Regions from separate parts of the Mus musculus genome. Here region 1 is linked to region 2. Evidence: chromatin loops called from intact Hi-C (ENCODE). Cell type or tissue: heart. All regions are shown on one strand. Links, peaks and the distances in the headings refer to the core of each region. The heading gives the core; the rest is flanking DNA. Region 1 has its middle 20 kb from the start of Gm35658. Region 2 has its middle 9.9 kb from the start of Gm25064.

Region 1 (15,115 bases), core at 3,816-11,815, 50 kb after region 2:
GGTGACAGATGTAGGTGCTTCAAACTGAACTTCTACACGAGCAGTGTTTTCTTTTTAAAGTAGTATCTAAGTGCATTTTTATTTTTCAAGATTTTAGGTGTACAAGTGTTCTGTCTACATGTATGTTTGTGCTATGTGTTTGTGCCAGAAGTGGGTGTTGGATCCCCTTCTACTAGAGTTACAGATGGTTGTGAGCTGCCATGTGAGTGCTGTGAACGGAAGCTTCCGCCAAGGCAGTGTGTGCTCTTCATCACGGAGGCTTTTGAAACTCACTTTGTAACTGAGTTAGCCTTCAGTTCATAGCAGTCCTCCTGCCTCAGCCTCCCAAGTGTGAAGATGATAGGCACAAGGCACCACACGGGGAGACAGTTACAGTCTCTACTCAGTCCTATATTACTTAGCGTTTGAGGACAGTGTGCTTTGAGAATTCTCTATCTAGCTGTTGCTGAGGTGGGGGGTTGGGGGATTGTTTTGTTTTGATTTCCTGAATATTTGAGGTGAGGGGTATTGAATACAGGGCCTCTTTGTAGAGAGCATGTGTGGTGGTTTGCATGTAAACAAGAAATAAGCTTAGGACCCAGTAGGATGCTACAGCAATGAGCAGCCAGCTGTGTAGTAGATAAGAGTTGTATGTCACAGTGATGAGCAACCAGGTTATGCCAGCTGTGTATAGCAGTTACAAATGAAGTAATGACCCATGATCTAATAACCCATGATGTAATGTTAGAGTTTGATTGACCAGAGCGTGACCGCACCCTTATAGCAAATAAAAGCAGAGTCTTGCAGCAGGCAGACGAGCATTTGATGCTGAGACAGTAAGACTGTTGTGCTATCGTGCTCTCCAACCAGAGAACAACTGGGCATGCCACCCTTGCTGTATCAAGATGGAAGATCCAGAGGGAGGAGCCGCTGCCCCACACACGCCCGAGCATCAGTCAGATCTCAAGCCTTGCCTGTGAGCCTCTGTGCCTCTTGCTTCTGAGTCAGACTCTGCTTGCACGTAATATGGACTGATGCTGGTCATTGTAGTGAATAAACCTTGAGGTCACATGGTATCTGGACTCGATCTCTCCTTCCCAGCCTTCAGCTGGATGTGACTTATCATTCTTGTGTGTCAAGCCCATGCTCTACTGCTGGGCTACAGGCCCTGCTCCCCGTCTGGCTGACAGAACACACTAGAGTCAAGGCCTCTGGGTCAGCGCTTACCTTGGCCGAACTTCTCTTGTATTTTTCAGTATAGTATTAGGTATTTCCTTGTAGCTATGAGAAAATGTACAACAAACAAAGTAATGAAAGAAGTGTTTCTTGTGGCTTGTAGTCAAGGACACAGACAACCAGTGTGAGGATGCTGTGTGCTCACAGGCATGTGAGGCGATTGGTTACAGGACAGCCACAGTCAGGAGATAGAGATGGACGCTGGGGATGCTTAGCTGGCTCTCTCCTCTGTGTTCAGTCCAGAACCCCAGCTCATGGATGGAGTAGTGCTACCCACAGTTAGAGTGAGTCTCCATCTCAATTAACCCAATCTAGAATATCCCTCACAAATACCCAGAGATTTGTTTTCAGAGTGACTCTAGATCCTGTAAAGATGATAACTGATACAAGCCACAAGTTTGTTCCGAGAAAATTAATGGAATCTACTTTTCTTGGTTGCCACCAAAGATCCTGGCTAACATAGCACCCATGTCACTTCGATCTTTTAAGTGCCCCAGTAGCTTGGACTTTTGCCAGTGTGAGTGTATATGTGGTGCATGTGAGTGCATGTGCGTGTGAATGCGTGTGAGTGTGTGTGTATGTGAGTGTATGTGTGTGAACATGTGTATGAGTGTGTGTGTGTGTGTGTGTGTGTGTGTGTGTTGGGGGGTGGAAAGCCCAGCTAACTTTGTGGCATGTTATTTATGGTGATTACTTACACTGTGTCTGTATAGTGGGCAGCCAGCATGAGAGGCTGGGAGAGCTGGGAACTGTGAGATTTGTATCCTGGGGTTGGCAACCTGGGATGCATGCAGCCTTGGAGGGAGAGTAAGGCAGAGATGGGGCAGAGAGGAAGCCAAAGCCTGAACGCAGTACATCTCCTGGAGGCAATTTGAAGATTCTTCTAGCAATTGAGGAGGAATGGCGGTTTTGTTTTACTTTTTCAATTTAAAATTAAATGAGTATATGTTTTGAAATAAAATATAAGAATCTGCAGAAACTTTTAAGAGAACACAGCATCATTTAAGAAATCCTCAGCTGACAGAGCACCAACCTGCACACCTATTTTCACCTTTGGGAATGAAAGATTTCTCTTTGCAACTAGAAAGGAATCTGGTGGAAATGTAGAGAAATGCAGAGCCTGGTAGGCTGTATTTCAAATGTAGATGTTAGGATCCAGTGCTTTGCCTGCCTATACTTAGTTTCCTCTTAGGGCCAGGCTAGTGTGAGCCCTTTCTGCCTTTGCACAGATTCTAAACACTGCTATTACCAAGTAAACATTGTCTTAAAAAAAAAATCACTCACCATGGAAAAAGTCCCTAGTGTTGTGAATAGATATAGGAAGGTTAAAACTAATGGGGTAGTTCTCAAGATGGCAGAAGAGGAAGAGTGAAGAAGGCCTACCTCCCAGGTGGATCGTGTGGTGGATCGGCAGGTGGCGATGGCTGCTGGGGAGCCTGGACTCTTCAGAACCCTCATGGTGGAAGAGAGATGCTACGGCAAACTGTCTTCTGTCTGACCTCTACATGCATATACTGGCATGCCTGCCCTCTCCCAAATAAGTAATAAAAGAAAAATGTCTAAAAAGGAAGGAAAGAAAGCAAGAAGCCTTATTCTCTTTCGGCATGCTGGACAGTCTAAGATAAGGATTCTCCTTATGAGCTAAGCATGGTAAGGATAATCATTGCATCCCAGTAGGTACCATGGCTCATACTTGCAAGTCCAGTACTCAGGAAGATGAGACAGGTGAGTTACTATGACTTCATGGACAGCTAGGACTACACAGCATGGCTTTATCTCAAGCACACCAAATTGGGGGGTGGGGGTGGGGGGGGAGACTCTGATCTCAAGGCAAGGATGCTATTGCAATTCCACGATGTGATCTGAGTGTTTGCATGTCTACACTCATATGTTGCTATCCTTACCCCAGTGGGATGGATTAAGTGGAGACCTTTGTGAGGTAATTAGGTGCTGGGGATGGGGCCCTAGTGAGTCAGACTTGTGCTCTTATAAAAGGGGTCCTAGCAGAGGCTGAAGACCATGACTGGTCTTCTTGGGAACAAGTCAGGCACACAGTGCATCTATATACCTGCAGGTAAAAAGACGCATACACATAAAATAAAAATAAATAAATCATAAAAGGAAAGGGAGTCCCAACCAAGTGTGGTGGCTCATACCTGTAATCCTAGCAATCAGAGAAATGAAATAGGATAAGTAATTTAAGGTCAACTTTGTTACATTAGTGAGTTAAAGGCCAGCCAGGGGTACATAAATCCTTACATCAGAACTCACCATCAAGACTGATGACCTAAGTTTGAGCCCCAGGACCCATGTGGTAGAAAGAAAGAACTTGATTCCTGCAAGTTATCTTCTGGCCTGCACAGATATACCAACACACACACATACACACAGGTGCATGCACACACATTCACATGTGCACAATTAAGAAGAAAAGGAAGGAAGGAAGGAAGGAAGGAAGGAAGGAAGGAAGGAAGGAAGGAAGGAAAGAAGGAAAGAAGGAAAGAAGGAAAGAAGGAAAGAAGGGAGGGAGGGAGGGAGAGAGGTAGGGAGGAAGGGAGAGAGGAAGGAAGAAAAGAAGGAGGGAAAGAAAACAAAAAAAGGACCCCAGAGAGTACACTAGCACTCTTTTTACCTTGTAAGATGAGCAGAGTTGGCAGTCTGTAACCCCTTCCAGACCCCAACCACAATGGTATCCAGGTCTCAAACTTTGTTGAAAAGCCACAGAAACTGACTGTTCTAGTTACTTACCTCATTGCTGTGATAAAATCCTGACTAAAGCAACTTAAGGGAGAAAGGATTTGTTTGGGCTCTGAGTTTGAAGTTACAGTCTATCATTACAACGAAGTCATAGCGTGTGGTGGCTGGTCACACTGCATCCACAGTCAAGAAGCACAGAGTAACGAATGCTTGTGCTCTGCTCACCTTTCCCCCTTTATATAGCCCAGGATCCCAGCCCAGGGAATGGTGTCACCCACAGTAGGCAGGGCTACCAGCCTCAAAGAACCCAATCAAGTTTCCCCCACAGCCAGTCTCCCAGGTGATTGTTTGTTTGTTTTCTTAATCTCATCAAAAGACAATTGAGATTAGCCATCATGATGACTGAGACAAAGAGACTGGGGATTACTGGTAAGTACTACAATGCAACACAGCTAACAGCTCGTTAGGTCATTTATCTTAGTAATTTTCTATTTTTGCTGTTGTTGCTACTGTCTGCTTGCTTTGCTACTGTTTGTCCATTTTGTTTTTGAGATGTTGTCTCTCTTAGAACCTAGAACATGCATTCTTCTTAGTGCTTCGACCCACATCCTGGCCTGAATGAGGATCACATTAGATTGCCACACCTTCAGCTGAGTAGGTCTGCTGTCTGCTTCTTCCATCATGAGTGCCGATGCTGGGACTCTGGGGAAAAGCAGAGAGGAAGAGGGGCCTAAAGACAACTATCCCCTCCCAATCCATAAGGCTGTATTGAGGGTTAAAATCATGGGCTTTGAGGACTGTTTGAGTATGTTCCTGGAAGCTCCCATATTAAGGACTGTCAGGTTGTTGGGAGGTGAATAGATTCATGGGTTCATTTTTTAAATTCATAGTTGAATATACTTTAAGGGGTAGGGACTGACTAGGCCACTGTTAGTGTACCTCTGAAGGGTCTGCCTTATCCATAGCTCTATCTTTTCTGTGTTGCTGCCTCCTGGAGGTCAGAAATAGAACAACACACACACACACACACACACACACACACACACACACACACACACATCCACCATGGTATCCTACCTCACTCACAAGACTGGAATCAACAGCTGAGTATCGAAAGGCTTTCCTCTCATTTCTCTCAGGCGTTTGTCACAGCAATGAAGTGGCCAACACAAGAGTAGAGCTCAGACTGGGTTTGTGACTCAGATGGTAGAGGGCTTGCCTGGCACACACAAAGCCCTGGTTCTATCTCCAGTACTGCATAAACTGAGCAAGGTGGCACACACCTGTGATCTCAGCCCTTGGGAGGTAACGACAAGAGGATCAGAAGTTCAAGGTGATCCTTGGAGCTTGAAGACAGTGTGAGATACTGAGACCCTATCTAAAATCATAGCGGGAAGGAAGGAAGAAAGGAGGGAGGGAGGGAGGGAGGGAAGGAAGGGAGGGAGGGAGGGAGGGAGGGAGGAGAGGACTGGGTTGGGAAAATGGCTCTGCTCCTACTCAGCACAGAGGGGAGGACAGATAAGGCACATGGCAGATAGAGCATAAACTCTGAGTCCCAAACCAGCTGTGTCCCAGTGTCTTTACAAACAGGAACAGCAGCTGCCCCACCTCTTACATTTGACCAAGAATTCTGGGGAATGTCACTGATCACAGAGAAGCTGAGGGCAGAGGTGCTGCAGATCACTGGCATCCCAGCCCTGGCCAAAACCATGCTCAGTGACACTTGCTCTCATGACCAACTCATTCAAAGTATTCCACTAGCAGCTCACCAGACTAAACCCCAGCCTGGGAGCCCAGAGCAGGCTAGGATCACCTAAAACCCTTGATTCCTGGCTTGAAGTCTGTTGGTGATGACTCCTATTGACGTCCCTTTGGTGGAAAGAATGTCACTAGCCTGCCTCTAGCCTTCCTGGGCGTCCTGTGTGGCCTAAAGCCGATAAGAGTGTGTACGTGCAGGCCCTTGGGCCAGATGCCTTCTTGTTGCTAGGCACCGGATGCTCTGATCTGAGCCTGGGATCAGGCCTGTGGGATGAGACATAGAAGAGGCCTTTGGGGCACAGAGCTGAGGATCCTATTGTCTTTACAGGGAGGAGTTGGGTCAGCTACCTTACTGCTGATTTGTTTGTTTAACTTTCCTTTTTATCCTATGTTCCTCTGATGGGAAGAAGGTCTACTTGTGGGCTCCTACTTCACGGAGTTTTTCAGTCTTCCTAGGCGAAAGCACACATTCCTGAAAACCACTCAAGAAAGGTGTCTCTGGGGTAGCAGTGGGTCTTGAGGCCCGAGTTAACAGCTCATGTGCACATGTGGGTGTGAGTGTGTGTGCTCCTAAGCACACGTTCTCAGGGACTGGAACCCCTCCCACCACATTCCCCAGGGCGTCTCCCCAGCCACTGCGACTATAATCATAGCCAGCCTGGGACTTTAACCAAACATCACATTCCACCACCCTGGACAACCTCTTTGTTTGATCTTCTCTCTAGAGACACAGGTCAGGAGGAAGGTGGGGCGAGGCGGTGAGCAGCAGCATGTGGGATGCATCTCTTCCTTCTCTTGTTTTAGAAGCTGCAAACCCAATACTGGTCCTCAAGTCTCCCCCAGTTTCTCCGCCTCAAACCTAAGGACCTCGGGCACAAATTTCTGAGAATCGGGGCCACCTCAAAGTCACTAGTCCAACCGATTACTTTATAGAACCCTGGGACACCGACTTTAATGTCACACACACAGAGGGACAGCTTTGCAGAAGTCCAGGAAAGAGCCTTCTTCCACATCCCAGCCCTCTCCACCAGTTAGCAGCCGCTGGGTGACACCTCAGTTACTCACTTAGAACTCAGCCCAACAAGCAAAGCAAAAGGCAGGAAGTGTGTGGCGGAGACTTATTTATGCTAGAGTGTGGATGACTGACATCGGGAGGTCTTCAGACAAAGGAGATTTAGGTAGAAAGCAGAAATGAAAAGATCAGGAGGGCACTAGATTATGTAAAAGTCGGCTGAGGTGACTGAGGTTAGCTACCGGGAGGAGACCATCAAGCCGGGAAGCAGCAAGCACCAGAGAGAAACTTCACATTAATACATGGCTCATGGGTCCAGGTCTGATTCTTTCTTCTGCAGGGGGAGCAGTGGGAATTTCAAAGTGTCAGATCCCTCTATGCATCTAATCCTGTTGCTCTCCAGAGAGAATGTGTTTTAGATTTATCTTCAAACTGCCTCAAGGATCCGTGGGTCATTCATTTGGGCCACCTGGGGCCTCAGCTTTGGCTGGGTTCAACTTCCTTCCTGCCTCACAGTGGGAGAGCAGCGATTCCTCCCAGGCTGGGTTTTGTTTGTTTGGTTTTGTTTTAATAATTTAAGTTCTCTGTTTTATGTATCTAATCTCTTCATATTTTCAAGATAAAATTAGTTCTACAGGGCATGTTAAATTCTCTGAGTATATTGGAATTGTTGTTTATCATTTAAATTTAATTTAACCTTTTTCTTTCTTTAGTGTTTTTAATTACTTAAGAAATACACATCCCTTGTAAAGGATTCATAAAACGGTGAAGGATGTGGAAGCAGACACCACCTGAAAGGAAACTTCCACTGCTAACATCCTTAGCTCTTGGGGTGTGCATTTAAAACTTTTAAAAATTATTTAATTTTTGAGACAGGGTTTAACATAGCCCAGGCTAGCTTCAAACTTGCCACATAGCTAAGGGTGACCTTGAACTCCTGAACCCCTGCCTCTACGGTTTTAGGTGGGTGTCACAAAGCCCGATTTTTACAAGGTGCTTAACCCAGGGCTTCATGCCTGCAACACAAGTGCTTTCTCACAACTCCAGCTACTGGTGTGTGTGTGTGTGTGTGTGTGTGTGTCCTACATGTGTGCTAGTGTCCTCAGAGGCCAGAAGAGAATGTCATATGTCATATCTTTGGAGCTAAAGTTAAAACTGTTGTGAGCCGCTCAGTGTAGCTCCTAGGAACCAAATTCAAGCATCCTTGAAGAGCAACAAGTGCTCTTGACTGCTGAGCCATCTCTCCCTCACCACTAAATACATTTTTGTTTCTTTGTTTGTTTCTATTTCCTCCCTTCTCCCCAAGACAGGGTTTCTCTGTGTAGCCCTGGCTGTCCTGAACTCGTTCTGTAGACCAGGCTGGCCTTGAACTTGGATCCTCCTGCCTCTGCTTGGAGTGCTAGGATGGAAGGCATGCACCACCACTACCTCCCAGCTAAGTACTTTTTTAAATCTACAAATAAGAAAATTCAGGCCTGCAGCTTCTTGGTGGTATCTGAAACCAAGTTTGGGGTTTTATGAGACTAACTATGTTTTAAGAATAACAAAGGGACTGTTTCCTCGACAGTGTGATGTTTACACTTTGGTTGAAAGTTTCACTCACTATGAGTGCTTTGGATCCAAGCAGAGGCACCAGCTCTCTCACTAAGCATTGTGCCACCTCACTGCCTAGTAACAGACACTCCAGGTTCCTGAAGAAAGACCTTTGCTGGGTGTTAGGGCATAGACCTGTAATCCCAGCACTCGGGAGACTGAAGCAAGGGGGATAATGAGTTTAAGACCTGCCTGAGCAACATATCAAGAGAAGAGAGCAAGCCAGGCAGTGGTGGCTCACACCTTTAATCCCAGAGGCATATCTCTGAGTCTGAGGGCAGCCTGGTTTACAGAGTGAGATCCAGAACAGCTAGAATTGTTTAATATTCCTACTACTGCAACAGTACGCTGTATTCACTGTCATGAATAGGACAGCAAAACCCACTTCTTTCCAAATCCCTACCCCCATCTCCCCACCCCTTGCTAGCCCAGGATACATGGGGAAGCCCCTGAGTAACTGAGCTGCAGCTGAACACCCTGTTTTATTTGAAGTAACTATTGATGGGTACACTATGGTTGTTCAGATTTGAAGGTTGTTGTTGTTGTTTTAGGATGTAGCTTGGTTGGTACAGCGTGTGCCATCCCCAGCCTGGCATAAGCAGGGCATGGTGGTGGAGGCCTGTAATCCTAGACTGGAGGTCGAAGCAGGAGAATCAGTAGTAGCTCAAGGTCATCCTCCAGGCACACTATATTGAGTCTGAGGCTAGCCTGAGCTACATTAGATCCTATCTCAATAAATAAAACATGAGCTTATCACTGCAAGGAAAACTGACAATGTTTATTATTAATGATGAAATACAGTCTTTCAAGCAAAAAACATTAGAATTTCAAAGCTTCAATTAGCCAGCAGAGCAGGATAGCTTCCAGCTCATAGGAACAATGAGATTAGTAATGTTGTTATCGTTTGAAGGCCAGAGCTCACCATTCCTGTCTTCCTCAATCTCTCTCTCTCTCTCTTTTTGGACAGAGCCTTTCACTAAACCTGGAGATTACTGCAGTGGCAGACCCGCAGACTTCAGGAGGCTTCCTGTCTCTTAACTCCCCAACAAGGATCATATGAAGGTTTCTTCCTTTAGATTCACTTATTTTAATTTATGTGTGCGAGTGTTTTGTCTGCGTGTGTGCCTGCCCATGGTGGTCAGAAGATGGTGTTGGAGCTCCCGGAAGTAGAGCTACAGATTTACAGACAGTGGGAAGTCAGATGTGGGTGCGGGGAACAGGACTGCTGTCCTCTGGAAGAACAGCTGGTACTATTGACTACTGAGCCATCTCTCTTGTCTCCCACCTTCTCTCTCTCCCTCTTTCCCTTTCTCTCTTTCCTAGCACTTCGGAGGCAGAGGCAGGCAGAAACCCTGATTCAAACAAACAAACAAACAAACAAACACCAAAAACCTTTTTTTTTAATTAAAAATGAAAAGCATTGTCACAGGATCGCTAAGGGCAAAGCTGAAGCCAGTGACACTCAAGCAGTGTACTGAGGGGACCGTCCCCTGTGCTGATGTCTTATATTATTAACAATGTGTTACTATTCATCCTACGTAACTCAGTATTCAAGGCATAGAGTTACAAAATCATACTTATATGAAAGATTCCTTCAAAGCAGGAGGAAAACCATCAGGTTTTAATAAAATTGGATGACCCTTTCCTGGATACAGTCTAGAATACACATTGTCACCGACCTTGGAGAACCTACTGCTTGTTAAGTTAGGTAAACAAGCCGGGAAGTGTCCACAGCAATCTAAAGAGAGTATAAAAATAACTCCCCCTTTCTGGCTGCCTCTCCGTGTGAAGCGAGGCTTTCTTCCTTGACTTCAACTGCTTCCTTGCCGCAGAATGGAGCAGATGCAGACTGAAGAATCCAGTTGCCTTCTGTGCTGCCACAGACTAAAACATACTTACAGCAGTGTGGCATAGTGCAGTCTTCTCACTGAGCTATGTTAACTTTTATTTAAAAAGATGTGATTTAGGTTGCGATGTAAAGAACTTATTTGTTATTTTAATCACTGAATGCATGCACATTTTGAAATATATCTCTGCTTTCATTTCTAAAATTGTAAATGCTGATGGACAAAACCTTCTGAGACAGAGCTCACTGAAATCTTTTGTAAGTTACAAGATTCTGAAAAAGGGCCCCACCCCAATCGAGGAACTGTTCATGGCTTCCAGGGAGTCTGATTCTTTTGAATGTTATGGCTCTTGATAGGTGGACCATGTCTGGTAGATGGCCTGTACCAAAATTATACAGACAGCACAAATTGGAATCTATAGGTTATAAAACAACAACAACCGTTTTAAAAGAGTATGAAAAGATCTAAAAAAAAAGTCCTAAGATGAGATGGATTAGTGCATGAATGTACTTGCTGCTAAGCCTGGTGACCTGAGTTCTATTTTGGGAATCCACACGGTAGAAGAAGAAAACTGACCTCTGACCTCTTACCTCTGACCTCCACATCACTCTATGACATATGTATCCCCCCCCCACACACACATAATCAATCAATAAGTAAATAACTAAATGTTACATAGACACCATATACAAAACAGAGAGAAGGTCACAAGGGAGAACCGGTTTGAGAGCGGCTTTTCTCTTTTTTCTCAGTAAACGTAGCTAGCTCACTATGGTGTGAGTACATCCCACAAACATTCCAGTGTTGGACATTTAATCCTTAAATTCATACGTTAATGGCATTTGAAGGAAGTAATTGGGATCAGATGAAGTCAGAAGGAAGGGTGGGACTCCATGCTGGCTTTGTAAAGAGGGAAGAGAAACCTGGCCCAGTTCACTTGCTGGGTTCTACCCTGTGGGCCTTCCTCCATCTTACAGCATAGCACAGACTCCCCAAAGCCAAGAAGACGGTTTTGGATTGCTCGATCCTCAGAACGCTGAGCCAAATACACCTCTACTCTTCACAGATTACCCAGTTTGGGTAGTTGTCATAGCAACCAGAAGCGGAGGGAGGAGGTGTAGTTCTAGCTCATTCTCTTTAGCGATTGAACATTTTAGCAAACTGTACTTAACCAGGCTGGGGCGTGCTCAGGGGGTAGGGAGCTTGCCCAGCATCCATGAAGCCCTGGGTTTCATCCCCAGTGATGCATAGTTAAGGCATGGTGGTGCACACCTATAATCCCAGCACTCAGGAAACGAGACAGGAGAATGATATCTCCAACAATAGCAGCTGGCCACATCCTGTTGATGGACAGTCAGTTTCGCTACAAGGTTTTAGTTGCTGTTCATAGTGGGCTGTCAAAGCTTCATTCTTTTCAGCTATTTCTGGAGGACAAACTGCTAGAGGACAAACTCCTGAGTCAAAAGCTATCTACAAGTAAAGACATCACAATAGGCACTTACAAATGTATTCTTTTAAACGTTTATTATGATTTTTAAATTTTCTGCATGTGTGTATGTCTGTACATGTGGACGTAACTGGTGAGTTCTGGTTGCAGAGTCCAGACGGATCCCTTGGAGCTGAGTTATAGGTGGCTGTAAACCACCAGTTTGGGCACTGGGAACCAGACCCAGGTCCTCTGGAAGAGCAGCAGCCTCACTAAGCATTCGAATGGGTTTTACCAAATCTAAGTGTGGGCTGAATCTGTGGGAGAGTTTGCTAGAGATCTACATAAACAGAGGGCTCGGAGCTAAGTGCTGGCTCAGTTCCCTGCTTCCCAGCAACCACATTGAAAAGACCCTAGGTGATTTCCATATCTTTGCTTAGCTAAAGGCAGGAAGTCTTTGAGCAGGCAGAGAACTCTTGACAATGCTTGACATTCTCCATATTTGTTCAAGTAGATTTTTTTTATTAAATTGTTTGTTTGTTTTTATTTTTACTTTTAATTATGAGTGCATCTGTGTGTGGGTATGTGCAGGGGAGTGCAGCTACATGCAGGGTCCAGAAGAGTGTCAGAATTACAGAGCTGGAGTTACAAGTGGTTCTGAGCTGCCTGACATGGGTGGGTGCTGGGAACGGAACTCAGGTCCTCTGGAAGAGCAGCAAGCATGCTTAACCAATGAGCCATCTCTCCAGCCCCTTCATTCAATTGAAACATTTTATTTTGTTGTATCACATTCTGTTGAGGAGATGATACATATGCATGGCTCAAAATCTAAATACTGTGAAAAAGGCCAATGCCGGGAGGGCACAGGAAGACAGGATACTTCTGTGCTCTGGGAAGGTTGTCGGTATAACTAACGTCTTGGTGGATCAGCAGAGCACTTGGGCCAAGAGCAAGGCTAGGCTATTGGCTTCAATGTTGCCACCCTCTCCAGCCAGCCACTTCTTCCAGCTAGGCCTCACCTCCCCAAAGTTTCACAAAACATTTCCACCAACTGGGCGCCAATTCTTGTTCTAACTCATAAGCCGATGAGGGATGTTGCACATTCAAACCATAAGTGGCCATGGAAAATGTTCACCTGGGAAAGAGCAGGTTCCTGTGGGTGCGAATTTCCAGAGCAGTTGCAAATATGGTTTTAAGTTAGTTGGTATTGTTACTGCTACAAAACATCCAGAGAAATGATTTAAAATAGGATTTATGGGGCTGGTGAGATGGCTCAGTGGGTAAGAGCACCCGACTGCTCTTCCGAAGGTCTGGAGTTCAAATCCCAGCAACCACATGGTGGCTCACAACCATCTGTAACAAGATCTGACACCCTCTTCTGGAGTGTCTGAAGACAGCTACAGTGTACTTACATATAATAAATAAATAAATCTAAAAAAAAAATAGGATTTATTTTGGCTCATGGCTTCCTCTGGTTTGGGGCAGAAGGTGAGGCAGAACATTCTGGTAGCTCAAGGTGGAGCAAGACTGAGCATCTCATGTCAGCCAGGAAGCAGGAAAGATAGAAGAGGCTCAGGGAGATGTCCCCCTTGGAGACACCCCCAGAGTACCCTAGTTTCTCCAACCAGGCTCCACCTTCTAATAGTCTATTCAGCTATACACTTGCCAGTTATGAAGCTGGAGCCCTCGCTATGTAGTGATATCTCCTCCATGATAATCCCTTCTCAGTAGCACCCCCAGCTGGGACCACGCCTTCACCGCAGGGACCTCTGGATGACACCATAGATTCCAACCATGGTATTCCATTGCCAGTGAGAGTGATGGGTGTGTAACAGAAACATGTGGTCCGACTTCCAGACTCGCAGCACATGCCAGGCACACATCCTACACTCAGAGTCCCCAGAATGTCTGGGGTAGCTGCTGAGCCAGCGCGAAGGCTGAGGCCTGCATGCAGATGACACAAGCTGGCCTGTGGAGATGATTTTTGTCAATGGAATGAGGGAGGGTGATGACAGCTTAGTAATAAAAATCAAGCCATTCTTATCTACTGAACAGAGCTCTAAGAGCTCAGCCCCAAGACTTGCCTAGCACCAAATGACTCCAATAGATCGCTTCATGAATTCTTTCTATTCTTTATATTTCATTTATTTAGTGTGTGTGTGTGTGTGTGTGTATGAATTCTTTATATTTCATTTATTTAGTGTGTGTGTGTGTGTGTGTGTGTACACTTGTATCATGGCATAGGTCTGGATGTAAGAGGATACTTTGCAAGAGTTCTCTCTTTCCATTCTGTGGGTTCTAGGGGTGATCTTTGGTTCTCAGACTTGGCAACAGTTGCCCTTCCTCCCTGAGCCTTCTCGTTGGTCTGCTTCTTGGGTTCTTATATTGATAATGATAATTTTTGTTGTTTAGAAAAGAGCGGGTAAGTGTTGGTTGAATGACAACATTTGGCTAATGATTGTCAGTACTGTTTCATTTTCCATTCTCTCTCTAACAGCATCAGGGAAGACAGACAAATCTTGTAGTTGTGCTCGCTGCCAGAAGGAGTCAGCACTGAAAAGCAGTTTATTTCCCTCCTGGGGCCTTAGTGGGTGGGTGGAGTTCCTTCTGAGGAAAGCTGGCCATTTGACTCTGCCACCATGGAGTGGATGCATGAAACACAGCCAACAACAGTTGACTGCAGATTGACAGCTCATGAGATGTCCCAAAAACACACCAGTGATTTGGCTCAGCTAGTGAACGTGCTTGACATTCAAGAAGTAAAGCATCCAATCCTGGGCGCCACATAAACCAGATGTGGTGATGCTTGTCTGTCCGAAACACTCAGCAGGTGGAGAAAGGAGACCAGAAGGTCAAGGCCATCCATGACCACAGAGTGAGTTTGGATGCCAGCTGAGCCTGTCTCAAACAAACAAAAACAAAAGAAGAAGGAGAGGAGATGAGTCAGCTGTGGCTGTGCATATATCCATCCCTCGGGAAGCTGAGACAGGTGAATTAAGACCAGCTCAGGTTACATGGTGATACCATGTCTCAAGAAGCAGCGGAAAACAAAGAAAGAAATGAACTAAGGGAAACGATGAGCTCAAACACAGCTAGAGCACCCTAACTTTCATATATACATATGTATGTTGCATATTTGGTCTCTGGCACCTGGAACATACATTAAAATTCACACAGATGAGACATACTTTGGAGCTGACGTCCTATTTTCCGATTTCTTTTCCCTTCACTTCTAGTCTGGCTGTAACTTTTTATGTCGACTCTCAGATATGGGAGGGAACTGCTTCTCATAGGACTTATAAAGAATAAAAGGGGGTCTGGTGGGGTGGGGGGAGGAGAATTGAACAGAATTAAAAAGAATTCATTTCCAAGACGTTGTTGCTCTAAAACCCCGACTTAGTGAGGGCTGGCAGGAATTTCAGATGGTTGGTTCAAGGTCATGGAACTCCTCCTTATCTTTGCTCGCTCATCATTCATCACCCACCACCAGCCCCCACCTCCTTCTTCTGTAGCCTCCCAGATAGTCCTCTACCTCTATGCTTTCCGCTCTTCCTGTTCTTCTGAGAC
Region 2 (15,115 bases), core at 3,106-11,105:
AGCCAGTGCTCTTAACGGCTGAGCCATCTCTCTAGCCCTCACCATGTGATTTTTCACATGTAGCCTAAAGGAGGCCAAATGCATCTCTGTGTAGTGATGTAACCAAATACCTTCAGCAAAGACCAAGCAGATGGGGATATCCAGTCACAGATTTTAGCCCTCCAAAATTGTAAGCTGTATAAACCTCTTTTCTGTACAGATTCCCGACCTTGGGTGTTTCGTTATAGTATCAGAAAACAGACTAAGAGAATGGGTAAATGGAAGAGATTAAATGGATAGGGCATGCGGCTGGAGGAGAGCTCACATGATGGAACCCCTTAAGCGGAGAGAGAACCAAGGGATCATGACTTCACAGAGAGTCTCGGTCCCCCAGGGCTTAGGCCCTAGAGCAGAAGTGTGGGTGCTATTGAGGGATGGCTTTGGCCAGCTACAGTGGCAGCAGAGCTCCTATAACCTTCAGAATCATTGGCTTCTCTCCACAATACAGACCTGGGGTGACCTGAATGTAGATAGAATTCCCTGAGTGTCTTGGGCTGTAGAACCCCAAGAGACAAGGTTTGATCACTTGCTCCTGTTGAGAAGAGTTTCCCACCACCTAAGTGAGAGAATGCAGACCGGGTTTGATGATGATGATGATGATGTATTTTGAGACAGAGTCTCTCTACATAGCTCTGGCTGTTCTGGAACTCACTTTGTAGACCAGGCTGACCTCGAACTCAGAAATCGGCCTGCCTCTGCCTCCTGAGTGCTGGGATTAAAGCTGTGGGCCACCACCGCCCGGCTATAAAGCAAAATTTTTTAAAATAAACAAACAAAATAAAACTAAAGAGGAGGAGCCTGAGTCTAAGGGCGGATCTAGCTCTCTCTGCCTAAGTCAGCATATCTGTGTTGTTTTGCAAGGGCACTCCTCCAAACCTTGGCACCCTGGCCTCTGACGTCACTCATCTACCCTGCCATGCTGACAGCGGCATCCGGGTTAGCCACAGCATGAGTCCCAGCAGCCCCTCCGCTGACTGTAGATCACCCGGAAGCAAGCCATTTCCACTTTTCCAGGTGCCAAGCTACTGACTTCTCTTCTAGACTGAAGACATATTTCCTGCCTTTTGGTGTCCAAGTCTGGGGACACTGGGAACGGATAGGTAAGGGCACTGGGAACTCCAGAGAGGTCTGGGCCCTCTCCCAGGGAACAGGAGTAGCTGCCACGCCCCTTACCTGGTGATTGAGACACTTGCCCCCATCAGGAAAGACTCGAAAAACCAGAAAATGAGAGTGCCAAGATGAACCATCACACTGTGTTAATATTTTCACACCACTTAACTCTCATTAAAATGTACTTTGCTGAATTTAATATGTGATTTCAAATGACACAACATATTAAGTGCTTAATATACTAGAAATTATGAAACTATTATAGTCGATGCCATATGAAATAATTAGAGTGAATTAAACTTTAGCAGCCGAGTGAAGGAAAAGCTCTTACAATGTCTGCAAGTCACTTACGCCAATACTGTGACCCCCAAATAAATGTCCAGAAATTAGGCTCTTTAAATAAAAACTGAACTTCATGTGTACTTACATCACAAGGTCTTCTGGGCTTTGGTGACATGGAACATGGCTGCACTGGACAGAAGGTGAGAGGCCCTGAGGTCTCCTCCCAGGGAAGAGTCATGGGCCTTACCTGACTTTGCCCCAGTGACATAACTCAAGTGGCATAAGATGTCAAGATGAGTAGGTCGTCTTTATGTCAGACCGGTATACTGCAGAGCTAAAAATAGAAACAAGCCTTCTCAACTGGCAGGGCTGGCAGGGCTGGCAGGGCTGCACTTTGTGCCAGCTGTTTCCCGTGCAGTTGATCACTTAGCCTTACAGCACATCTGTGCTATTAGCTGCCATTTTCTGCTGAAGAAACTCTCTCTGGACGAGAATCATCGAGGTATTTGATCAGATCCATTGTTGGCCCACATCTCCTTTGTCTGCCTGTAAACTCTTCAGATTTCTCATTGTGTGTGAGCACTAGTGTATGAACACATGCATGTGTGTGTGTGTGTTCTGCATATGATATGTTTGTGGAGGACAGAAGGATGTCCCCTGTTGCTCTCCAATTCCTTTTTAAAATATTTTATTCATGTCTATAAATGTGCGTCCGTGTGGGTGTGTGCAGGTGCTCTCAGAAGCAAGCAGAGGGCCTTACATCTCCTGGGGACGGAGTTATTGTGAGTTGCACAACTTGGGCACTGGGAACTGAACGCTGGTCCCCTGGAAGAGCAGTACTTGCTCCTAACTGCTGGGCCATCTCCACTTTATTCACTTAAGGCAGAGTCTCTCACTGGACTGATTTGGCTGGATGGGCTGCCCAGCAACCCCAGGCACCCTCCTGTTTGCATCTCCTCCATCATGGGATTACAGGCGCACTTCGCCATGCCTGAGTTTTTACATGGACACTGGAGATCAAACAGCAGGCTCTCTACCCACTGAGCTGCCTCCCAGCCTTGAATATTCCTGATTTTTTATTCTTCTCCTCCTGCTCCTCCTCTTCATCCTCTTCTTCTTCCTCCTCCTCTTGTTTTTGTTTTGTTTTGGTTTTTGGTTTTTTGAGACAGGGTTTCTCTGTGTAGTTCTGGCTGTCCTGGAACTCACTCTGTGGACCAGGCTGGCCTCGAACTCAGAAATCTGCCTGCCTCTGCCTACGAAGTGCTGGGATTAAAGGCGTGGGCCACCAAGCCCGGTTTGTTTCTTATTTTTGAGACGGAGTTTCTCTGTGTAGCCCTGGCTGTCCTGGAACTCTCTTTGTAGACCACCTGTCTTAGAGCTCACAGACATCCCCCTGCCTCTACCTCCTGAGTGCTAGGATTAAGGGCATGCACAGTCTGCCATGCTCAGCTTATCTATTTATTTTAAAGATTTGTTTTTAGAACTATATTTATGTGTTTATGTCTATGTGTGAGTGTGTACATGTGTGTGCAGGAGCCCATGGAAGCCAGAGGCATCATCAAATCTCCCTGGAGCTGCAGTTACAGACAGTCGTGAACTGCCTGATGTCTATGCTATAACTCAGGCCTCTGCAAGAGCAGAAAGTGCTCTTCATAGCTCAGCCATCTCTCCAGCCACCACACAAAGTCTCTCACTGAACCTGAAACCCATACATTGACTTAGCTGGCTGGCTGACTAATGAGTTTCACCTGTCTCCACCTAGTTCCACCCTGCATGGGGTTATAAATGTAAATCATCATTTCCAGCTTTTTGTTTGTTTGTTTGCTTTAGTGGATATTTTCTTTATTTTCATTTCAAATGTTTTCCCCTTTCCAGGTCTCCCCTTCAGAAGCCCACTATTCCCTCCCCACTGCCTCTATGAGAATGCTCCCCCACCCACCCACCCACCCACCCACGCCTGTCTTCCCACCCTGGCATTCCCCTACACTGGGGCATCGAATGCCTTCAGGCCCAAGGGCCGCTCCTCCCACTGATGTCCATGATGGAGACACATTTCCAGCTTTTTATTTGGGTTCTTGCGTGACAGTAACTTTATTGACTGAGCCACCCCCCACTCCCCACCCCCCACCTCCCAGCCCCACACATTTTTGATCCATGTGAGACTATTCTCTCATTCTTGTTTGAACCCCACACATTTTTGATCCATTTGAGACTATTCTCTCATTCTTGTTTGAACCATTTGTCCTGTGTCACAGTCTGATCTACTGGACAATGGAACACAAATCTGTGCATGTAATAAGGTTAGAACTGTGTTCCACATTCATGGAGAAAAGACTAAAAAGGACATAAGTGTGCGTTGATATTTTTCTTTATTGTATTTCTGCCAATTTAAAACACTATGGGATGGTTCTACTATGTACCCAAAGGCTCATGACTGTCTTTTTTCGAGACAGGGTTTCTCTGTGCAGCCCTGGCTGTCCTTTAACTCACTCTGTAGACCAGGCTGTCCTGGAACTCAGAAATCTGCCTGCCTCTGCCTCCCAAGTGCTGGAATTAAAGGCATGTGCCACCACTGCCCGGGGACTCATGACTGTCTTACAGTATAAAGTACATCCAACTTAAAAAGTCCTGATAGTCAGAGATGGCTCAGCAGTTAAGAGTGCTTCCTGCTTCTGAGTTCGAGGCCAGCCTGGTCTACAGAGTGAGTTCCAGGACAGCCAGGGCTATACAGTAAAAAAAAAAAAAAAAAAAAAAAAAGAAAGAAAGAAAGAAAGAAAGAAAAAAGGAAAAGAAAAGAAAAGAGAAAAAAAGAAAAGAAAAAAATTTAAAAAGTGCTTCTTTTGCAGAGAACTTCATGGTTGTTCACAGTTATACAAAACTGCAGATCCAAGGGGTCCAAAACCCTCTTCCTTATTCAAAACAAGCTACATACCTCCAACATATAATGGCATAGAGTGGGCATTCTTTTTCTTAAAGGGAAGACTCGGAATGTTCATGGACAGGACCAGGGCAAGACTAGAATCCATCCGAGGGACACCAAATCCTACTAGGAGACAGTAAAGTGTAACCATTGGGGTGAATGTAAGCAGAGTACAATGACACAGGCATGGAAGCATCATGATGAACCCCATTATTTTAAATACTAATGGGAAAAGTCAATGATAAAATCAAGCCTGAACAAGGGGCTCTGCTGGCCAGAGTCAGTGCAGTGAGAGGAGGAGAGGGGGCGCTGCCAGGCTGCCAGGCTGCCAGGCTGCCTCCGCTCCTTGGCCATCCAGACCTTCCTCTTTACCTAGCACCTCGTGCAGCTGTAGCTAGAAGTGTGAGCAGGCAGAAGTGCTCAGGGGACAATGCTGTCGCTAGTCTGGCTCCCCAGATTTAGCCTCCTCATCCACCTTGATGGAGCTCCTGACACTTTTTAAAAAATAGATTAAATTTTTTGTTTGTTTTTGTGTTTTTCAGGACAAGATTTCTCTGTGTAGCTTTGGCTGTCCTGGAACTCACTCTGTAGATCAGGTTGGCCTTGAACTCAGAGATCTGCCTGCCTCTGGGAATAAAGGCGCGCACTACCACCGCCTGGCTTATTTGTAATTTTTAATTATGGGGTGGGGTATGCATGTATAAGTGAGATGCCCTAGGAGGCCATAAGAGAGCATTAGATCCCCCTGAAACTGGAGTTACAGGCAGTTGTGAGCTGTGTTGTATGGATGCTGAGAACAGAACTCAGGTCTTCTGCAAAAGCAGTTTGTTCTCTTAACCGCTAAGCCATCTGTCCAGCCGACCCCCCACATTTATATTTTTTTGTGTGTGTGTGACAGTTTCATGTGTCATGGGCTGACCTCTACCTCACTGTGTAGCTGAAGATGACCTGATCCTCCTTCCATCTCTGAGTCCAGGTGTGCAGCACTACTTGGGGTTTTATGCATTGCGAGATATCAAACCCAGGGCTTTGATAATGGACAGAGCTACACACCCAAACTCCCTTCTGGGACTTCCAGAGACAACAGTTCTACTTGGAGTCCTTGTTAGGAGATCATGAAAGCTCACCTCTCCTCACTGGCAGGATCATAGGCCAGAAGTTGGGTAGAGCAGGGTGGCCTGGGCTTGAAAGCACATCTCTTAAGAGGGTCTTCAGAGATGAAGGGGAAAGCTGTGTCACTGGTCACAGGGCCGTGCCATAACCAGGCATGTTGTGGGAAAACAGTAGGGAAGATTATTAAAGATGTAACAGCTGAATGACTGAGGGAGGGCATCCGAGGGGACGTCCCTCTCTGAACAATCTTTTATGTCTCCACCTTCAGCAATCTAGCTATGCCTCGTGCAGCCCCAGCCCTAGACTCAGCATGTCAGTCTGGCTCCTGCCTTGACTTCCGTTGTCTGGACCTAGGAATCCCCCTTCTGCCTAATAGTAGGGGCCACCCAGTATCCCTTTCTTCTTCTCCTTTAACATTTTTTAAAAAGTAGGTGTGTGTGTGTGTGTGTGTGTGTGTGTGTGTGTGTGTGTGTGTGAGTGTGCACCCGCGGACGGGCGGGCACATAGTACCCATCTCTTGGGGCTGGAGTGGTGAGCTGGATTCTGGGAATTGAACTCCAGTTCATCTGGAAGAGCAGTAAGTGCTCTTAACCCCTGAGCCATCTTCCCAGCGCCTCCTCCTTCCTCTCACAAATGACAATATCGTGTTGCTGTTTACAGTGCTGGCAAATGCAGCCTGAGCTGACAACATTCTCACTGCTAAATTTGGGTTCCGGGAGAAAGCTAGGAATCGACCACACGATATGCATGTTCCGAGAAAAGGCCATCTCCTCACTTCCTTCCTTCCTTCCTATGGTGCTCTCTGGTGACCTCTTTACCCGCCTATCTATCTAATACTCCCGCCCTCTTCCCTTTTGTTTTAAACATTCCTCATTAACAACTGTTCTTATTGCAATAGCCTGAGTCAAATCTCAAGCCTGGGACGCTTATTCCTTATAGTTTCTAGAGGTCCTTATAGATGTCAGTTGAATGGGGAATTTGCCTGGAGTCCCAGGTTCCAGTCCTGACTTACTTGTGTCTGGCTTCCCTTTCTAGCAAGTTCCAGTTCTGGTCTGAGAGAGTGACGAGGGGAGGTGGGGCCCAGGGAACAGCTGTACCTTTCTCACGCTGCCACTAGAGGGCGACAGCTCCGCGCAGGAGGCCACTCACTGTTGTGGCTGGCATTGGTCTCCTGCAAGCGAGCTCGCCCTGGGTGCGACGCCTTCCAGGAGCCTCCAGCTGCTCTGCACACCGCCAGCCCTGCTCTCCAGAGACCCATGAGTGGGTGGGAACAGCCTTCGGAGGCCAGCCTCCTGTCTCTGCTGCTAGCGCCGGTCGTGACAACTCCCCTTCTCTGGCCTCGCCTATCTAGGTGGAACAGACTTCGAAGGGTCCCGATTCAAGGGGAAATGGGGGTAGGGGGAGCGCAGGAGCTTCGGAACCACTAGCGTCGTATAAGTGGACCAGCCGGCAGAAAGATGGGGACCAGGGAACATGAAGGAAAGATGCTAGCCTTTGCCGGCCTGAACGGTGTGTCAGAACTGAAACTGGGGTTTTCGCGGCCCAACTCCCAGCTCTTGGGCTGGAACCGTCTGGATTGGAGGTTTCCTACTATGGAGTGGGGAGGACAACAAAACAAACAACCAGCCACTGCAAGAGAAAGGGACCCCTCTGGACAAGCAGCCCCACACCAAGTGTGCTTTCTTAAAGAACTACAGCTGGGGAGTTTATTTACTTGTGAGGAGGGTGGCATTTGCTTGAAAGTGCCTCTGTCCCCAGACACATTTTAAAAACTTAAAGCAGAGAGCTCGACTTCAGAGCCAGCTCTGGCAATTGGATTAACCTTTCGGGGAAAGGTTTCATTTTCTGTGTGTGGTTCAAATTCTTCAACACTAACATCTGTAATACCAGAAAGCAATCATTCACTTCAGCTGGCAAAAACGATACAAAAAAATGCAAAACAAATAACAAAACAGGAAAGGAACAAATGAAAATCTAAAAACCACACTCACAAATAAAACCTCAAATAACAGAAACTTAAAGCCAAACAAAAGCCAAGTACGGTGGCACATGCCTATAATCCCAACACTCTGGAGGCAGAGGCAGGTGGATCTCTGAGATTGAGGCCAGCCAGGGCTATACAGAGAAACAACAAACAAACAAACAAACAAACAGACAAAAAGACAGAAAACTAACAAAAATCTCCCCAAACCCAAATGAAACAAACAAACAAAAAAAAAAAAACCCACCTTCTTCAAGAATTGGGAACCAGGACCTGGAGAGGTGGCTCTGTAGTTAAGAGAACTGGCTGCTCTTGCAGAAGACCTGAATTAGATTCCCAGCATCCACCGGGCAACTCGCAACTCGAAATTTAAGCTCCAGGGGTTCCTATATCCTTTTCTGGCCTCACCAAGCAACTGCATGCACGTGATTCAAGGGCACAACACTCATCCACTCACATTTAAAAAAAAATGTTTTTAAGAAAGAATTGGAAGCTGGGCAGTGGTAGCACACACCTTTAATCCCAGCACTTGGCAGGTGGATCTCTGTGAGTTTGAAGCCAGCCTGGTCTACAGAATGAGTTCCAGGACAGCCAAGACTACACAGAGAATCTGTCTCAACCTTACCCCCACCCCACCCCCCCCCAAAAAAAAGACAAAGAAAAGAAAGAATAAAAACTACAGAAAATGTTCCTGGATGCCTCCTCAGAGACGTTGGTGCTGTTCTTTCTCTACAAAATGAGGATAATGGTATGAACAGGACAGGAATGTCCTGAGGACTCAGTGAACGTATGTATGCAATAGCAGACATTCCAGAAGTGTTAGCTAATTTTATATGGCAAGAACCCAGCCCCAAACTGTACAGATTGGCCACTTATGCAACTTTCCAGTCAACCGTTCTTCCAAAATGGTATTTTTACTGATTGCACGATATTTCATTCCATTTTAGTACAATTTATTTAAGTTACCCCTGCTGTGGAGCCTTTAAATTGTTTCCAGTTTTTGCTGTTAAAATAACAGCGAGATTAACATCTTTAAACATCTACCCTTGTCAGCATTTCTGATTATTTCCTTAGGCAGATTTTTTTTTAGAGGTAGGATTACTGGGACAAAGGGCACAAATATTTTTCAGGCTTTTGAGTCAGGTTACAGAATTGCTTCCCAGAGAGATCTTGTCAATTCCCCCTCCCACCTGCAGTGTGAGAGAGTGCCCTCCACACAGCACACAAAGAAGGGATCTCTTGGGGAGGGGTGGGATCTGAGGACGCCGCTGGACTGAGGGGGGACTCTTCCGAGAGTGTGCATTTTAGGAGAGAGGGGTCCTGTGGTAAGAATAAAGGAGACTGAAAGGATTTATGGAGTGTGATGAGGTTCTTGTTTGTTTTGATAGATTTAAAATGTTTTAATATGTATGTATATGTGTGTATGTGCGTCTGCGTGAGTTTCTGTGCACTACCTGCTCGCAGGAGCCGTGCAGGCCAAGAGAGGGTGTCTGATCCTTTGGAACTGGAGTTATAGGCAACTGCAAGACATCATGTGGGTCCTGAGCACTGGACTTAGGTCCTCAGCATGATCAGTGCTCATAACCAGCAAGACATCTCTCCAGCCCCAAGGTACAAGAGAGAACTTTCTTTCTCTGTCTTTGTGTGCTCGCTTTGTGTGTGTGTATGTGTTGTTGTTGTTGTTGTTGTTGTTGTTGAGACGGTGTCTCACTCTGCCACTCCGGCTGGCCTGGAAGCCACAGAGACCCACCTGTCTCTAGAGTGCTGGGATTAAATGACCGCATCACCCACCACACCTGGTAGGAGTATGATGGTTTTAACTGTTGGCTTGACACAAGCTAGAATTATACAGGAAAGGAGTCAGTGAGGGACTGTCTAGATTAGCTTAGCCTATGGGCGTGTCTATAGAGTGGTGGTTCTCAGCCTTGGGTGACAACCCCTTGGCAAACCTCTATCTCCAAAAATATTTACATTATAATTCATTACAGTAGCAAAATTACAGTTGTGAAGTATCAATAAAAATAATTTTATGGTTGGGGGGGGTCACCATACAATGAGGAATTGTTTCGAAGGATTACAGCATTAGGAAGGTTGAGCACCATTGCTGTAACAGGGGATTGAGTTTGACTGCCTTCTGTGAGTGGGGGGATTCAGCCTGTCAGGGGGAGCCAGGACTCCCCTCCCCCTTCCCCTCCCCCCCGCCCCCTTTTTGGGCTCGGGATGTTTAGAAATGTTAGGTTTAGGATGTTAGGTGCCGTGCACTAAGCACCTTCATTGTGCCTTCACTGCTGTGAGGATGTGATGTGAATAGATGTCCCGAGTTCCTGCATCGTTTCCGTGGGGCTGCACCCTGGGCTTGTGAGCTGAAGCAAGCCCATTCCCTCTAAGCTGCTTTTTGTCAGGTATTTATCACAACAACAGAACTGAACCAGACACTCGTTTACTTTGGCTTTAAGGAGGAGATTCCATATTCTGAGGCTGCTGGAGAGAGGTATGCTTAGGTGTGGTTTATAGTCAGTATAAGTTAGAAGGTAGTGCTCAAGTGCTGGTCCCTCTGATAGCAAGAGTCCATTCAGGCTGATAACCTTCAGACTTGGAGTTTGCATTCTGCAAGGTGAGAGACAAGCTTTTTCTTCAGTATGCAAGCACCTAAGGCATATATGAACGTCAACCAACTCTTTCAAAGCATGTGATAAGCCATCAGAAATACTGGGGGTGGGACAGTTCATTGTAGTGACAAGGCTGTGTACTTCTATAGATGGACCACACTTGCCAAGCCAGCGCTACCTGGTTTACATAAGTTGTTCTGAAAGGTAAGAGCAGCCAGATCTTTACTGAAGCCAATGCATACCATTCGGAAACTATTCAAGCAAGGCAATGAAAAACATACTTGCTGCTCAGGTTTATCTCAGGAACTCCATACTGCCTTCACATTGGAAGGTTGTGTGATTACCTCAAATGACAAGAACCAGCAGCTGATAAAGTTATGATTTGAAAGCATCTTAGTGAACTAGGAGAGGCATCCTGACTCAAAGGTCACAGAGACAAATGTGACACATAATACAGAAAATGTGGATTCTCCCTAAGTGTTAGAACAAAATGAGGAGGACTGGCGAGATGGCTCAGTGGGTAACAACACTGACTGCTCTTCTGAAGGTCCTGAGTTCAAGTCCCAGCAACCACATGGCGGCTCACAACCATCCGTAATGAGATCTGACGCCTAATAATAAATAAATCTTTGGACTGGAGCAAACAGGGACTGGGGAAACAGTGCTGACCTGAGCAAGCGGGCAGACCGGAGTGAGCAGAGGTCCTAAAAATTCAATTCCCAACAACCACATGAAGGCTCACAACCATCTGTACAGCTACAGTGTACTCACATACATAAAATGAATAAATAAATCTTTAAAAAAAAAAAAAAGAACAAAATGAGGAACCCAGCTTGTCATGTGGTTGCTGGGGATTGAACTCGGGACCTCTGGAAGAGCAGTCGGTGCTCTTAACCACTGAGACACCTTTCCAGCCAAAGGAAACTTTTTAAAACATTCGTGTGTGTGTATGTGTGTCTGTGTGTCTGTGTGTGTGTGTGTGTGTGTGTGTGTGTGTGTGTGTGTCTGTGCACATATGCATGCATCATGGCACATGTATGTAGGTCAGGGGACAACTTGTGGGAGATCAGAAAATAGGAATTTCCAACATTGAAAAAGAAGTAAACAAACAAATAGCAACAAAAATAAGTTCCCCAGACCAAACTAAACAATAGACTTGACTACTGAAGAGCTATGAGAGCAGAGAATACTGGGACATGGATGGTGACGATGACAGGGGAAGGAAAAGGAACAGGAACAGGACAAGGAAAGGGAACAGGAAAAGGAGCCAGAAAAGGGAAAGAAACAGGAACAGGGGCAAGAGGCTAACAAGGCCTGCAAGAGGGCGTGGTGGGGAAAAAGGGCTTGCCGGGGAAAGTGCTCGCTCCAAAGGCCCAAAGACTGAGTCTGCCCTTCAGGACCCAAGCAAAAAAGTATAACGCTAGAACTAACTCCTCTGGCTCCACACCTGCACCTCTGGCATGTATGGGCAAGCACATGTACATGTATAGACATACCATATATGCATACACAGACACTAATCAATCAATCAATCAATCAATACATTTTTAAAAGAAAAGATTTCTTGAAAATAAAAGAAAAGAAAAAGAAAAGATTTGAAGAAATAGTTATTGAGACTATCCCCTAAATTAACGTCAGACACCAAAATATAGGTCTAAAACAAACAAGCAGTAAGAGGCTGGGTGTGGTGGCACACACCTTTCATTTCAGCACTTTGGAGGCAGAGGCAGGCAGATCTCTATGAGTTCCAAGTTTGCATGATCTACACAGTGAGTTCCAGGGCAGCCAGGGCTACATAAAATGACCTTATCTCAAAGAGTAAAACAAATAGTAAGAAGGATAATAAAAATACCAAATAAATAAATAATAAATAAATAGTAAGCAGGATAGAAATACCAAATAAATAAATAAATAAGTCAGCGGTTCTCAACCTTCCTAACGCACCCTCTAATACAGTCCATGTTATGGTGAACACCAAACCATAAAATTATTTCCATTGCTACTTCATAGCTGTAATTTTACTACTGTCGTTTAACTGTAATGTAAATATCTGTGTTTTCCAATGGTCTTAGGTGACCTCTGTGTAAGGGTCGGTTGACACCCAAAGGGTCTCCACCCATAGGTTAAGAACTTCTAAAACAACAAAATCAATCTGTGCCCAGACACCTACCGTCAAACTCCAGAAAGTGAGAGTAAGAAAAAAGTCTGAGGGCTAATGTATTGATCTGAATGATAAAGGCCACACACAGCCTCAGGCATTTGAATGCTTGGTCCCCAGTGTGTGGCGCTGTTTGGTGAGTCTCCTGAGATGTGGCCTTGGAGGAAGTCAGTCACTGGAGGCAGGCTGCGAGAGTTTAAAGGCCTTACCGAGTCTCTGGTCACTCTCTATGCTTGTGCTTGAGGTTGCAATGTGTGCCCTTAGTCTCTGCTCCAGCCACCATGCCAGCTGCCACAACTCTACCATCTAGGACTCTAATGTCCCACCCCCACCCCGAACCACAAACCCAACTAAACTCTTCTTTAGGTTGCTTCAATGATGTTTTACGACAGCAACAGAAACGTAACTAGACAGCTAGAGTGGCCCAGTAGCACAGATGCCCCAAATGCAAGAGTCTTTAGTTACTCCCAGCACGACAAAAAGAAGGAAGGAGGGAAGGAGAGAGGCAGAGAGGAAGGAGACTAAGAAAAAGGACACACTAGGTAGACATGACAGTCCATGGCCAGACCAGACAGATAGACTGAGGCAGATAGTCTCAGCTGCTCAAACAAAGGCAGGAGGCTCATGAAGTTGAGGCCAAGACTGGGTAACACAGAAAGACCTATTCTCAACACCCAAAGGAACAGGGAACAAAAGGAAAGTTATAGGAAATAATAATAAATATGGCTAGCATTAATTCAACTATTCTAACAATTATGTGAAATGTCAGCCAGTCTAAATGAAAGTGAAATAAGTCCCATTTACATGTCGTCTGACACTTTATTTTTTTTTGACAGTTATTTAGTTTTTATTCATAACCATAAACTTAACTCTGCAATCCGGCTAAACTTGGAGAGGAATGAGGAAACTATGGAACCCCGAGAACTTCAGTGAGAGCAGAGATTTCAGGGCATTGCGAGCAGATGGGGTGTGGCTCTCTCCTGAGCAGCAGAAGGGATGGTCTGGTGGGAAAGATGCCTGCAAGTCAAGTCTAAAGCATTAGAGTTGTCCACAGTCAGAAATGGTGATTCCTGGACCCCAAATGCTCCACAGCTTCCACCATACTCATGCCTTCTCTCCCCTTCCCAGAGACCACATGGCTGCCATCCGGCCTCTCCCCTCGACTTGGCAGTGTAGCTAAAACGAGGAAACCTTTGTGTTTGGTCCAGCCAAGGACAAGATGTCAGGACCCGAATGCTGCAGAATAAGGTTCTCACCCTCAAACCTCCCTTTGGAGATGGGACCTGCTGCCTGTGCCATTTCGGCATGTGAAGTCACCACCCCAGCACACGAATCCTGGAATGATCCTGTGATGGGAAGAACCCTTAGAACCAATGCTTTCTTCCCAGTGCTCAGAGCATGGGTTTTCTGCTGTCTTTAGAACTTTGTCTGCAAACAGCTGGAAGGAGACTCTGCCCAAGGCAGAGATGTTAAAGTACCGTGGTTGAGCGGACTGTGGCTGCAGCAAGTGGGAACAGCATCGCCTGCAAAGCTGACACCTGCTTCAAGTGTGGACATACAGAGACCTCTAACACTGATCACAAGAAAATGGGAGCTGGCTGTGATAATGTCAGACAGAGCAGGTTTCAGGACGGACAAGAATGGTTATCAAAGACACAATGGCCATTATGTGGTGATCAAAGGGTGAACTCTTCAGGAAGGCACAAAAACACTTCATGTGTATGTCACAGAATGTCAAAATACAGGAGGCAAAAGCTGCAAGAGCCGCAAACACAGGGAATGACCCAGTATCTCGGCTGGAGACGCCAGCTTCCTTCTATCAGTACAGATCCAGGAGGGCTGGAGAGATGGCTGGGTAGTTTAGAGCACAGACCTGAGTCCTGGTCCCAGCACCCACATAGCCATCTGTAACACCAGTTCCAGGAGATCTAACACAGTCATCTGGCCTCTGAAGGCACCAGACATGCAAACATGTATGAAGGGAAACACGATGGACTGGCTGGTTATGTGTGTCAACTTGACACAAACTGGAGTTATCACAGAGAAAGGAGCCTCCTTTGAGGAAATGCCTCCATGAGACCGTTGTATGTGGCGCCATCCCTGGGCTGGTAGACTTGGGTTCTATAAGAAAGCAAGCTGAGCAAGCCAGAGGAAGCAAGCCAGTAAGTAACATCCCTCCATGGCCTCTGCATCAGCTCCTGGTTCCTGAATTCCAGTCCTGACTTCCTTTGGTGATGAACAGCAGCAGTATGGAAGTGTAAGCTGAATAAACCCTTTCCTCCCCAACTTGCTTCTTGGTCATGATGTTTGTGCAGGAATAGAAACCCTGACTAAGACACACGAAGTACACATGATTTTTTTTTTTTTAAATTAAAACAAAACAAAACCCAACAGATCCAGCAGCCAGCAAATCAGTAAGGACACAGCGGAACTCAACACCATCATCAATCAAGCAGACATCTGTAGACAACTCTATCCAGCAACCATGTAATAGACATTTTGCTTAAGCAAAATGGACTGTTTGCCTATACAGCCTACAATCGGGGCTATAAAACACATCTAACACATTTCAAAGCATTTAAATCAGAGTGTCTGCTTTCTGAACGTGATGGAGTTCCACAGAAAGAGAGCCAGGAAATTCACAGATACTCGAAGTTAAACAGCAGACTTTGAAATAAAGCCCGAATTAAAAGAAGAAATCTCAAGTGTAATTAGAAAATATTTGCAACTGAGAGAAAATAAAAACAAAACGTATGAAGATTCGTGAGCTGTTCCGGGAGCTGTGCTTATGGGGAGATTTACAACGTCTGATGCAGGCGTGCGGAAAGAAGAAAGCTTAAACCAAGAATTCAAGCTTTTCTCTTAGGAAGAGGGTGTGTTGGGGGTGGGGGGCAGACTGGACT

Evidence for each region. A loop is a pair of places that touch in the nucleus more often than their neighbours do. Peaks named below come from ENCODE experiments on the same cell type or tissue, not always from the same donor. Only the 100,000 strongest peaks of a DNase experiment are listed, where the experiment ranks them.
Region 1: a loop joins it to region 2, with 3 times the contacts of the local background. A loop is called at or near these places in 11 of 42 quality-filtered maps.

What each region holds. Positions count from the first base shown.
Region 1 is chr9:63,066,206-63,081,320 of GRCm38, reverse strand. No RefSeq gene overlaps it. Among named protein-coding and RNA genes, the nearest start is that of Gm35658, 20 kb to the left of the region's middle. In heart, for the core only: a CTCF peak has its summit at 6,999; DNase peaks (open chromatin) are centred at 5,830, 6,340 and 7,170; H3K27ac peaks cover 4,472 bases.
Region 2 is chr9:63,115,795-63,130,909 of GRCm38, reverse strand. It overlaps the pseudogene Gm6082. Among named protein-coding and RNA genes, the nearest start is that of Gm25064, 9.9 kb to the left of the region's middle. In heart, for the core only: no CTCF peak of the experiment used is centred there; DNase peaks (open chromatin) are centred at 6,199 and 6,669; H3K4me3 peaks cover 884 bases; H3K27ac peaks cover 1,156 bases.